Linked DNA regions of Homo sapiens: region 2 is linked to region 1. Evidence: chromatin contacts called from ENCODE Hi-C data. All regions are on one chromosome and are shown on one strand. The core of a region is the stretch at or near the end of the contact, and the rest is flanking DNA. Distances in the headings are between cores, read along the strand shown. Region 1 holds the start of MSL3B (MSL complex subunit 3B). Region 2 has its middle 150 kb from the start of LINC01891.

What was found. Hi-C counts contacts between places; a loop is a spot of excess contacts on that map. Pooled maps may share reads with other maps.
Region 2: a loop to region 1 is called in a pooled map, with 3 times the contacts of the local background. The contact joins the enhancer-like site here to the promoter of MSL3B in region 1. A Hi-C loop is called at or near these places in 1 of 168 maps with a recorded cell type or tissue (naive thymus-derived CD4-positive, alpha-beta T cell), 4 of 37 single-sample maps with no recorded cell type and 13 of 50 pooled maps.

What each region holds. Positions count from the first base shown.
Region 1 is chr2:233,865,204-233,871,838 of GRCh38, reverse strand. It overlaps MSL3B (MSL complex subunit 3B), which reads left to right and starts at 3,453. Exons shown (of 2, transcript NM_001425333.1): 1 at 3,453-3,512; 2 at 4,489-6,635. The coding sequence starts at 4,644. The coding sequence ends at 5,714.
Region 2 is chr2:234,305,340-234,311,974 of GRCh38, reverse strand. No RefSeq gene overlaps it. Among named protein-coding and RNA genes, the nearest start is that of LINC01891, 150 kb to the left of the region's middle. RefSeq lists an enhancer at 2,793-2,932. Within about 2 kb of position 2,999, at least 5 of the 41 ENCODE cell types and tissues checked have a DNase peak (open chromatin) inside an H3K27ac peak, as active enhancers do.

The sequences.
Region 1 (6,635 bases), core at 2,204-4,703:
AAAAAATCATGAAAGAAAATTAAAAGCCATTCTGTATAAAAGATACAGAAAAATGAACGAAGTACTAATAAACACTAGAACCAAAAATTTGAAGTACTAATAAACACAAGAAGTTAAAGTTAGTGTTTAGTAATGGTAGATCATATTTATGTGAAGATACGAAAAAGGGGAAATAATTTTAATTGAAAGAAGAATAAGATGACAAGGCAAATTACAGAGTGTTAAAGTTGAAAATATTAGGAAGCTTTATATTTGTGCAAATTATTTAGGTCATCGTATGGGGTAATAACAATGGCACAGGCTTGAAATCTTACCAAATGCAAAGCATTTGTAATAGAAAGATCTCAGAGCCATATCCTTTAACAGGTGATAGGCACGGAGAACAGCCTGGAAAAAGAACTCAGAACCCAAGAGGACACAGAAAAGTTCTACTGTAGGTCACTGGGCAGTTGTTTCAAAGCTGTACAGTGGATTTGAACCAGCAATCCAAAAGTACATTATTTCAGCATTTAATTTTCACGATAAAAACTTCTCATTATATTACAAAACTGTTCTAGTTATTTCTAGTATGTAGATTGGAAATAGTATTAAATGTCTTAAAACAACTTTCATTAATAAAACTTAGTAAGATCCCTGCGTTTCATCTCTCCCAAGTCTCAAATCTGTTCTTTTATATATGAGCAATATTTTGCAGTAACTGAATTATTGCTCTGAACCCTTTCCACCTGACTGTGTAGCCAAAAATGCTATAATAAGCTACTTATGCTACACAGTAGACATGAAATTCTTAACTAGAATAAAAAGTTTCTGTAATTAGATTAAGTCAAGTTTGACCTCTAAGTCATTGTTTAGTAGCGCAACTAATTCCTCCTAGAAATGTGGGTTAATGCTGAGGTTAATTTGCCCAACCTGATCTGATCTCACATGATTATACAGATCTTTGAATGTAATCACCACATAATTTTTAATAAAACCTAAATTAGCATAACATGTTTCCAAATCAGCATCCTTAATCCTATCCTTATATGTCTGCCACAAAGATGAAACATTGAGAGTTATTTTTAAATTATGTAAGTTTCTTGATTAACCCCATAGTAATTCCCTTCACTTTGATCTCACTTTTTTAAAGATTAAGAAAGATCTCATTTAACTTTCAAATATAACTATATTTCTCAATATTTCAGTTGTTTAATTTGTCATTGATTATACATTTTTTACAATAGAAGCAAATATTCAACTGAATCTTCATCTGTTTTATTTGGAGAACCATCTTGCTACTATATATAGGACAAGACATCCAAACTCTTCATTTTTATTTGCCAAATAATATCTCAGTCAAAGGATACCACTGACAGCATTCAGTGACTTGTGGAGTCTTTTACTCCACCCAACAAGAGCAGGATATGCATTTTTTCAAGCACCCATGGAACGTACACCAAAATAGGCAGTATTCTGGGCCATGAAACAAGTCTCAACAAGTTTAAAAGTATTGAAATAATATAGATTATGTCTTTTGATGATAATAGAATCAAACTAGAAATCAATAACAGGAAGACAACAAGAAAATCTCTAAACACGTAAAAATTGAACAACGTACTTCTGAATAAGCCATGGATCAAAGAAGAAGTATAAAAGGAAACTTTTAAAAATACATAGAATTGAATGAAAATGAAAACATAATCGAAGTATATGGGATGCAGCTAAAGCAATTATGTGAGGGAAATTTATAGCACTAAATGCTATAAATCAACAACTTATATTCCTAGCTCAAAAAATTAGAAAAAGAAGAGCAAAATAAAGCCAACACAAGCAAAATGTTACCTTCAGAGAAACTATTTAAAGTATAAAAGAGGCATCTTGAATTATTTCTTACAACTACATGTGAATCTGTAATTATTTCATTAAATTCTAATTTTAAAATGTCAATTGCATTTTCATACATCAACAGTAGAAAAATGGAACTTTAAATCATATAATTTACAAAAGACTTCTAAAAATCCAACAAAATGTATCTGATAAAATTATAATTCATAAAATATATACTGCTAAAATTATAACTATAAAGAAAACTATAATTTATTCCATCTTTTGAAAGATATTAAAGAGGACCTAAATCACAGGAGGGATATTCCATGTTAACAGATTAGAAGATCCAATAGCATAAATATATCAATTATTCCCCCTAATTGATCTATAGATTCAAAGTAATTCTAATGAAAATGCCAAAAGAGTTTCTGTAAAACTAACAAACTGGTAATAAGATGTATATGGAAAAATCAAAGGTCAACCATAGCCATAACACAGCTAAGGAAAACGAACAAGGAGAGAAGAGTTACCCAGCTAGATAGTTATTATAACACTGTGATTAGGTGCAAAGGTAGAAAAAAAAGGACCAGTGAAATACAATATAGAATCTAGAGACAGGCCAATGTACACATAGAAGAGATACAGTTCAGGGGTGGCATTATAGAACAGTGAGGAAAGGATAAATTATTCAATAAATGTTACTAAGACAATTTGTTATCCACATTAAGGAAAAGAGAATTGGCCTTCTACCTTAAAGCAAATACAAAAATCAGTTCCAGTGGATTAAAAGTTTAAACGTGAGAGGTAAGTTTTATAACCACGGAACATAAAATGATTTCTTAAATAAGACACCAAAAGTGCCTATCATAAAGGAGAAAAATACAAATTTTACTTCAATTTTGCACTGGGAATATTAGCAAAAACACAATACTAAGTGTTGGCAAGAGCATAAGAACTCAAACACCAACATGAGTGACATTTTATTGTTATTCTTTATATGTTATGCATGCCACAAAAGGTTTTGTATGTATTGCATATTTAATTTTAAAATTAAATATAAAATGATTTTTTTCTTGACAAATGAAATGCTTCTAGTATTTATCATTAAGCAAAATGTTAGGACTATAAATTTTAATTATTTTAATATTCAATATCTCTTGGTAGTATACTTAGGATTTTTAAAGTAGGGAATAATATTAAATTTATCTTGCAAGTAGAAATAGTAATAAAAACTTCTAAATAATGCTTGTATCAAAGAAGGAAACAAAAGGAAAATCACGAACTGGTACTCAGAGAATAGACAGCCTTAAATGCATTTATTAGCAAACAAAAGTAAATGGAAGTAAATTCATTATGCTTTCAATTCAAGAAACGATTTTAGAACAGTTTAACCTAAGTTAAAAGGAACAAAATAATACAGTCAAGAAATTAAAGAAAATAAAAACAAAAACGTGATCAAGAAACATTAAGCGCTGGTTCCTTTAAAAGACCAGTAAAACAGATAAAGTTCAACAACATAATTAATTAAAGAGAGACAAGGGATACATAAATAAATAGCATTAGAAATCAAATGGGGCTTCCGCCCGGCATGCCGGACCGCGCATGCGCCGTCGGCAGCGTCGCGCGCGCCCTGTCGCGCAGCCGGCGCTACGTGTGCGCCCGGGACGCGGACGCAAGCCGCCGACGGAGGAGGCCTTTTAACTACGGTGGGTTTCTCTCTTCGCGTTAAATCTCCCCTGCCGTGCAGCCTGGTGCCGCGTAGGCTCCCGTGGGACGCTCCCGTCGGACGCCGTCCGACCTAGATTGTTAATGTTATTGTTGGGAAAGGCGAAAAAGGCAGAAAGATCCCAGAATAGCTGATCCGTTGTAACGGTTGGAACTGAAGCTGGGATAGATGGGTAGCCGAAGATCATGTGCTTCGTGAGCCCAGTGAAAATCGTAGATTGGCCAGGTGCGGTGCCTCACGCCTGTTTCCCAGCATTTTGGGAGGCGGAGGCGGGTGGATCACGAGGTCAGGAGTTTGAGACCAGCCTGGCCAACATGGCGAAACTCTGTCTCTACTAAAAATACAAAAAGTGGTTGGGCGTGGTGGCGGGCGCCTGTAATCCCAGCTATTTGTGAGGCTGAGGCAGGAGAATCGTTTCAACCCGGGAGGCGGAGGTTGCAGTGAGCCGAGATCGCCATTGCACTCTAGCCTGGGCGGCAGGGTGAGACTCTGTCTCAAAAAAAAAAAAAAAAAAAAATCGTAGATTAGGGTCTGGGCGCGGTGGCTCACTCCTGTAATCCCAGCACTTTAGGAGGCCGAGGTGGGCGGATCACTTGAGGTCAGGAGTTTGAGACCCGCCTGGCCAACATGGTGAAACCCCGTCTCTGCTAAAAATACAAAACAATTAGCAGGACATGGTGGTGGGCGCCTATAATCCCAGCTACTCTGGAGGCTGAGGCAGGAGAATCACTTGAACCCGGGAGGCGGAGGTTGCAGTGTGCTGAGACCGCGCCACCGCACTCCATCCTGGGCAACAATACCGAAACTCTTGTCACAAAAAAAAGAAAGAAAGAAAGAAAGAAATTCGTAGATTACAGCATAAATTGGCAAGAAATGCTGTAGCTCACCTGAGGAGCAAGAGAGAAAGAAGCAGCCGCTCCAGGTTGCTTGGTGCTGACTCTGTCTTTTTTTAAAAGGCCTCTCCATCGAAGAAAAAAATGAAAATGATGAAAACTCATTAAGCAGTTCCTCTGACAGTAGTGAAGACAAGGATGAAAAAATAAGTGAAGAATGTGATATTGAAGAAAAGACTGAAGTGAAAGAAGAACCGGAGCTTCAAACAAAAAGGGAAATGGAAGAAAGAACAGTAACTCTAGAAATCCCTGAAGTTCTGAAGAGGCAGCTGGAGGATGATTGTTACTACATTAATCGGAGGAAACGGTTAGTGCAACTTCCATGCCACACCAACATCATAACGATTTTGGAATCCTATGTGAAGCATTTTGCTATCAGTGCAGCCTTTTCAGCCAATGAGAGGCCTCGTCACCATCACGCTATGCCACATGCCAGCATGAACGTGCCTTATATCCCAGCAGAAAAGAATATTGACCTTTGTAAGGAGATGGTGGATGGATTAAGAATAACCTTTGATTACACTCTCCCGTTGGTTTTACTCTATCCCTATGAACAAGCTCAGTATAAAAAGGTGACTGCATCTAAGGTTTTTCTTGCAATTAAGGAAAGTGCCACAAATACTAATAGGAGCCAGGAGAAGCTCTCTCCCAGCTTACGTTTGTTGAATCCATCCAGGCCGCAGTCTACAGAGAGTCAGTCGACCAGCGGTGAACCAGCCACCCCTAAAAGGCGCAAAGCCGAGCCGCAAGCAGTGCAGTCTCTGAGGCGGTCCTCGCCCCACACCGCCAACTGTGACAGGCTTTCTAAGAGCAGCACCTCACCTCAGCCCAAGCGCTGGCAGCAGGACATGTCCACCAGTGTGCCCAAGCTGTTCCTGCACCTGGAAAAGAAGACACCTGTGCATAGCAGATCATCTTCACCTACTCTGACTCCTAGCCAGGAAGGGAGTCCTGTGTTTGCTGGCTTTGAAGGGAGAAGAACTAATGAAATAAATGAGGTCCTCTCCTGGAAGCTCGTACCTGACAATTACCCACCAGGTGACCAGCCACCTCCACCCTCTTACATTTACGGGGCGCAACATTTGCTGCGATTGTTTGTCAAACTTCCAGAAATTCTTGGAAAAATGTCCTTTACTGAGAAGAATCTGAAGGCTTTATTGAAGCACTTTGATCTCTTTGTGAGGTTTTTAGCAGAATACCACGATGACTTCTTCCCAGAGTCAGCTTACGTCGCTGCCTCTGAGGTGCATTACAGCACCAGGAACCCCCAGGCAGTCAATAAGTGTTGATGGTTCTGTAAGAACAACTGCTCCATCTAGCATGGTGTTCTGAGTTCCAGGTAAAAAATTAACAAGGTGGTGGGTTTTTATCCAGAGCACAAAACAAAGTGCCCACCAGGGGGCTTTGACAGAGGTGTGCCCTGTTGTTTGAGTTCCCCATGTACTGTAGTTACTCTGTTTAGAATTATTTCCTAGGTGCCTGAAAGTGTTCTGACATGACACTTGCTACTTTGTAGGCCATCTGTGATGGCAGGTAAAAAGCAACTGTTCACAGTGAAATGTTCATGGAAGTGTACATAGGTTAGGCCATTTCAGCAGACATTGCAGTTAGTCAGCAAGAACCACATTGTTTCGTTATTTGTTAGCATTAAACAAAATTTTTTTTGCAAATTGGTTTCATTCTCTTGATGAAGCTGAGCAACTGTCCAACAAGGTTTAGTTTGTACTTGAAAACTGCAAAGTAGTCTCAAAGTATTTTAGAGGGAATCCATATTGATGGCAAAAGAAAATTTGCAGCTATAATTTGCTTCTGACGGTTCCTTCTCTGTGAAACATTATTTTTGGTGATCTAAAGAAAGCATTGCCTTTCTTGTTTGCAATTTTACAGCTATACTTTTTTGTGTAATGTTACGGTTCCCTTTCTGTAAAATGTTCTTTTTGGTGATCTAAATAAAGCCTCTCTTGTTTGAAAAAAAAATTAACTTGGAGTCATAACTACAGATATAATGACGATTGGAATATAAGAGAATGCTACGTATTCATTTAAACCAGTAAATTTGAAAGTCTTGACAAAAATGATTACTTAGGAAAATATATATTATATAAACTGGCTCCCCCTGAAAAAGTAGGTATTCCTCATTGTGGCACCTGACAGCCCCAAAGGTAGAAATTAAAACTAACCCACATATTTATTGCACACTATGCTGACAT
Region 2 (6,635 bases), core at 1,750-4,249, 440 kb before region 1:
TGCTGCTGATAAAGACATACCTGAGACTGGGCAATTTACAAAAGAAAGAGGTTTAATTGGACTTATAGTTCCGCATGGCTGGGGAGGCCTCACAATCATGGCAGAAGATTTCACTGGGAAATTCATTAAAGCTTTCGAGGAAAAGAGACTTTCCATATTTTATAAACTCTTCCAGATAACAAAGAAAATTATAATATCATTTTTAATGTAAATAATCTATTTTTTTAATATCAGCAACTTTGGCAAAGACAGCATGTTATTAATAAAATTGCAGACATCCTAAATAAAACACTTGAAAATAAATTCATAGATATGTTACAATATTTCAGTATGTCATTGAAGGCTTATTCCAAGAAGACAGAGTAATATTAATATAATGGTAGGAAATCTATTAATGCATACTTTAAAATACAAAATAAAAAAAAATAGATGCTGAAGAAGTATTTAATAAAGCTTAACTATCATTGTTATTTTTAAAAACCCTCTTAACTAGATATTATAGGATGACATCTTATACCAACGAGACAATATTATACTTTAAGAGAGAAAAGTTGAAAGCGGCTGGGCATGGTGGCTCTTGCCTGTAATCCCAGCACTTTAGGAGGCTGAGGCGGGTGGATCACCTAAGGTCGGGAGTTCGAGACCAGCCTGACCAACATGTAGAAACCCCGTCTCTACTAAAAATACAAAATTAGCTGGGTGTGGTGGTGTGTACCTGTAATCCCAGCTACTTGGGAGGCTGAGGCAGGAGAATTGCTTGAACCCAGGAGGCAGAGGTTGCAGTGAGCCAAGGTCACACCATTGCACTCCAGCCTGGGCAACAAGAGTGAAACTCCATCTCAAAAAGAAAGAAAGAAAAGAAAAGTTGAAAGCATTTCCAATAAATTCCGAAATACCTGCCATTTCCTATTGTCTAATGTAGCTCTAAAAGTTCGGGGCAATGAAATAAGTCCAGAAACAGCAATACAAGGTATAACTTTTTAAGTCAAGAAGACAAAATGATCTATATTTGCCTGTGATATGATATTTAATTTGTGACTCTAGGAAACTTTAATTACAAATTAAAAACTATTAAGACTAATAGAAGAACCCATTAAAAAGAGACGAGGTTTAAGTTAATGAACACAAATCAATGGTTATAAAACAGCCTAAATCGAGTTCCTCAAGGCAGGTGGCTGATCAACATGGACTAGAAAGGGCTCCTTGCTGGGCCTTCACAAAGGAGAGTGATGGTCAGAGGCTGGAAGACTGATGTTGCTGCTTCACAGTAGATATGGGCCAAGACATTATAAACTGTCATATTCTGAAAGTGTTGTGTGTTCCGAAGCCTTCTCTCTGTTGATGATTACTGTTACCCTCTGTTGGTGTCTCCATAGAGATTATTGCTTAAAAAAAAATAAGAAAGCCGACCTGCGGGTTAGTCTTAAGAAGGTGTGTCACTTGCTTCCTAGAGTCCCAGCCCCAGAGGAGTGGTTGGTGCAGCGCCATCTGGACCATGCAGCCACCACAGCGAGTTGGGGGTGACAATTTGAGTCTAAGGGAGTGATCCTGGGAGCTCAGCAGGAGAAAAGCCCAGGAGTTGTTCCTGGATATATTGCTTGCAAATCTCCAGGCAAGCTCAGCTGTTTCAGCGGATGAGTGTTTCCTGACGTGTGGGCACCTGCTGCTGGTTCTGTCCCCTTTCTCCAGTGTCCTTTAGAGTGTGCCTGGGGATAGAAGCAGTGTTATTTCTCCCTTGGCTTCAAGCAGGAAAAATATTCTCATACAGTGTTGTCTGAAAGAGTGATTTTCAAAATTGTGGGTCATGACTCGATAGAGGATAGAGAATCTGTGTAGTGGATTTTGAGAAACTTTTTAAAAAATACAACTAATGGAAGAGAAGATAAAATGCCGAAGGACTTCACACGCAGTAAGGGCATGCGCTGTTTTGTGGCATTTCGGTTTCCTGGTTTGGGAAGAAGAAGCAGATGGTCTACACCACTGGAAGGCACAACTCCATAGACAAGGGGTTCCTGGACAAAAAGTTGATAGTAGCACCAGAAAGGTAGAAGCAGAAAGCAAACACATCCCACACACCTGGAGGCACCGAGGCAAGAGCTGTTCAGGTCATGGCCTTGGTGTAATCCTTGCCTTCTCTTTTCTCTCATGCTCTACATGTAAACCATATACAAAATTTGTCAGCTTGACCTGCACTCTATATCCAGATTCCAATCACTTCTCACCATTTACTCTGCAAAGTGGCAGCTGGAATATTTATATGGTTTGGCTGTGTCCCCACCCAAATCTCATCTTGACTGTAACTCCCACAATTCCCATAAGGGGAGGTGATCGAACTATGGGGGTGGGGGGCGGTCTTTCCTGAGCTGTTCTCATGATGGTGAATGAGTCTCATGAGATCTGATGGTTTTAAAAATGGGAGTTTCCCTGCACAAATTCTCTTTCTTTGCCTGCTGCCATCCACGTAAGACGTGACTTGCTTTTCCTTGCCTTCCGCCATGATTGTGAGGCCTCCCCACCCATGTGGAACTATAAGTCCAATTAAACCTCTTTCTTTTGTAAATTGCTCACTCTCAGGTATATCTTTATCAGCAGCATGAAAACAGACTAATACAAATATGCAGATGTTGCACCATTAAACCTAGCTAGAGTTTGGAGACTTCATAGCAAGGACGACTTGTGGCATTTTTCTGGTTATTTGCCATTAAATTGTGAGCCAGTGAACTGAAAGGCAGCACACTTAAAAGAGTCATTTTATCCACTGTTCTCTTTCATTTAACTGACGATCTCCTCTTTCTCCCTGTGATGCTGTAAACCCCATGTCTTTTGTGAAACTGGCTCTGTAATCAGACCATGGCCCATCCAGCCTTGAAGCTCTCTCCTGCTTACAGATGGGGTTTTGACATTATGCCTTTGGGTTTTGTGGCACAGAGATTTCCACTTCTTCCTCATGAGCCCAAGCAAGCGTGAGCTGTCTCAGCTACTTGGAGATTGACGTCAATCTTTCCGCATGAGCCAGGGGAAGCTGCCTCATTTGTTTGCCCTGTGGCTTCTCTACTTTTCAAAAAAGGGAAATCAGTTCTTCTCTGAGTCATGTTATATTTTTTGTGACCGATAGTAAACCTCTGAGAAATATCTCTAGACGTTACACAGTTCAAATCAGTCACTTATAAAATTAAGCATTATGCTCTCTCTCCTTCTGAAAAGTCCAGACAAAGAGCATCAGATTTCAGAGAAGAATCTGCTCTTCAGAACAAGGGCTAACCTTGCATGTGCAGTTGTCAGGTAAAGATAGATCAGCCCTACTCACATGGCTGTAACCATCCACAATTTGGTTTCTCTGTGCAAGTTCCTCTGGTTAAGAAGCCTGGGATACCCAGGGAGATGCTGGGTGATGGGCTTGCACACAGTATCGTTGGCGGCTTCCTAAGATGTCAGGCTGAGCATATCCATGTTTCGATTTTGGTGTCAGCCATCAGTTGCTTTTAGGCTTACAGCAATTCTCTATTTTATGAACTCAAACAAAATTACAGAAGGAAAGCTGTCAATTACTTTTCTTTACTTTCTGAATTAGAGTGTCCATCCCTAGTCCTCCACCAGACACCACTGTAGGCAAACAAAGCATCTTACAAATGATGCATCATCAAGATGCACAGGGAATTTTTTTTTTTTAAGAACTACAGGAAAAAAATCAGTCACATGTTTAGCATTTTCCCTGGAACAAATTTATTTTGCTGTTACAGTGGTCGGTGGCCTGCGGTGTCTGTCCTTGGTATTTGGACAAGGAGATGCCTGCTCAGTGACTAAGCTGGGGTTCTCCACATCAGCAAGGCCCTCACTCAGGATTGGCCATGGATATGGACCGACCCCACTGCACCTTTAGAGTCCAACAGCTTTCCTTCGCAAGATGGCCCACTGGAGGTGAAGGTGGATTCTGTTGCCCTGGATCCCAGGAAGTTAACTTGTTCCTATGTGAGTCAAACCTTGGGTCTGATCTCAATTGTTTCCAACCATAAGCAATTGGTCTAGTGTTCGATGCAGGGCATGCTCAGAGCTGTCTGGTTATTTGTCCACACCTTGCTTGGCACATGTGTTATTTTGGAGAAAACTTCCTTTCTGCCTGAGAAGCAGGCAATGAAAGGGAGCCTCCACTGGTAGACAAGACTCTCATTCTCAGGCTTTGCTAACCTCCAAGGCAGAGTTTGTGCCTTGTTTCTCTGAACCCGAATGGCACCTATTGAGTTCCTTTTTTATAGCACCCGTTAAGTTCCTCTCAAGTTCTCTAACTCTAACCCTAACTCTAGTAGCATATATCACTTACCTTATTGTAACTGTTGCTTCCTCATTACATTGTAAGTTACTTGCAGGTGGATATTTAGTGTTAATTCATGTTGGTATCCCCAAGCTTAACATAGTAGCCACTTGTATCAGTTACCTCTTGCTGTGTAACAAATTATCCCAAACTCAGTACCTTAAGACAATGAGCACTTATTATTGTGGCTTATGTGTCAGTGGATCAGCTGAGGGTTGGCTGCTGAGCTGTACTGAACTTGACTGACCTCAGCTGGGTTCATTCGTGCATTTGGGGGATCATCTGGGGTCACTGCTCTAGCCTGGGCTTGGCTGGTAGAATTTAGCTGAGGCAGCTCTGCCCCACACAGCTCTCATCCTCCTCACAGGACCAGTGACCTAGTCTGGGCATGTCCTTCTCATGGCCATGGCAGAAGATCAAAACAGAAAAAAAAAAAAAAAAAAAAAAAAAAAAAAAAGCATTAAGGTCTCTCGAGACCTAGGTTCAAAACTAGTAGTGCTCGGTCACTGTTATCTCATTCTATTAGACGAAGCAAGTCTCACGATCAAGGCCACCCCCAAGGTGGGAAAACAGACTCTGCCTCTTTGGGGTAGCAGGTACTGTATAGTCCACATGGCAATGGATGAGCCCATTAACTTAATTGGGCACACTCCTTGACTCATACCATTAGCAAGTTCAGGCTCAGCTTGGCGCCAGTTCTTTTCTCAGTCAGAGGGGATTCAGCTGGGTGCAACGACTCACACCTGTAATGCCAGCTACTCAGAAGGCTGAGGTGGGAGGATCACTTAAGGCCAGGAGTTCAAGACCAGCCTGGGCAATGTAGTGAGACCCTGTCTCTAAAAAAGAAGGGGAGGGATTAAAGGATTCCTTCTTTGGTGCAAACCCAGCATTGATCCAAGCTTGCTTCGTGGAAGCCGTCTAGTTAATATCTGGCACCCAGCCTAGGAGGTGATTTGAAATGGGTAGGAGGGGCTCATAATATCCGGGGATGAGACTCCTGTCCTGAAACCACTCCTGCAAGCTAGGACTTGCTGAGTCCTGAGAAATAGCACTGCTGCTCCCTGCCTGGAACTTTACACATGCCCTGCTCTGAGATTCCTCTTTGTTACGCTCCTACCACCATCCAAATCACCTGCCATTCCTTGTTGGACATTTGTTACCAAAGGCTAAGCATGAAGGTCTTGTCTACCAGTGGAAGCCCCTTTCCTTGCCTGCACCTGAGTCTTTTGCCTGCTTTCATGGAAGTGTCAAGTGTGAGGTCTTGAAATTCAGGCTTTGAATGTCCAGTTTTCAGTAGTCTGTTCTGCTGTATGATAAGCAGCCAAACAGAAACAAAACAAGAATAAACTTTGCTTTTTAAAAACTGCTTTCCTAAGTTTCTTTTTGTCATATTAAGAGCCTAATGTGATGAGAGAACTTTCCACTGAGAAGACCAAACAGTAACAGATAATGTAGGTTACTTCCCTGAAATCAACCACCAAGCAAGTAGACGAGTCCTGACCAAAACCTTGGTCACCTGATGACCAGCTTAGATTCTTTTTCCTGTCCTCTGGCTCTTCTCGTGGTTAGTAAAATTCCTAACAGCGACTGACTGAGGCAGGAACATCATAGTAAGGAATGCACCATGTGTTAATGAGTGCATTTAGGAATCCTGCTGGCCCCTATCCTTTTCACATCCACATGTCTGTCCTGACTGCATGAGGCATCAGAGAGATTGTAAAAGGCGGATCACCCATGCCCTTAGAAATTGCCTATGGCAGTGGTTCTCAAAGAGTGTCCCCAGGGCATCCACATCAGCATCACCTGTTTACCTGGCCTCCACCCCACAGCTACCAAATCAGAAATTCTGGGGATAGTGTGCCCAACAGTCTATGTTTTCACAAGCCCTCCAGGGGATACTAAGGAATGTTCAAGTTTGAGAACCACTGATCTAGAGATCTAAACCATCACCAGCCTAGCAGTGATGGCTTTGGTGGTATATGGGGTGTCTGAAACAAAGTTTTCCTTAAATGCACCAAGAAACCCTTCCCATCTCTACCAGTATTGTAGTCAGACACAAGAATGCAGCATGGATTTAAGAAATTTGGAGGGTTTTTGTTGTTGCTTTAATTTGGTGGGCACAGGTTGGAAACTGTGTAGAGGGATATGGAAACACTGCAAGGATTGCCCCTCTGAGTAATGGGACAAGATAATCAAAATCAAAACCCTTTTGTGTTTTGTGACATTCCTAGTATTTCCTAGCTCTCTCTAGTTCTTTCCTAAGTGTAGGTTCTTATCTTGGTCCCTTTTAGCAATTATTCTCAGTTGTATTATTTCTGGCACAGAA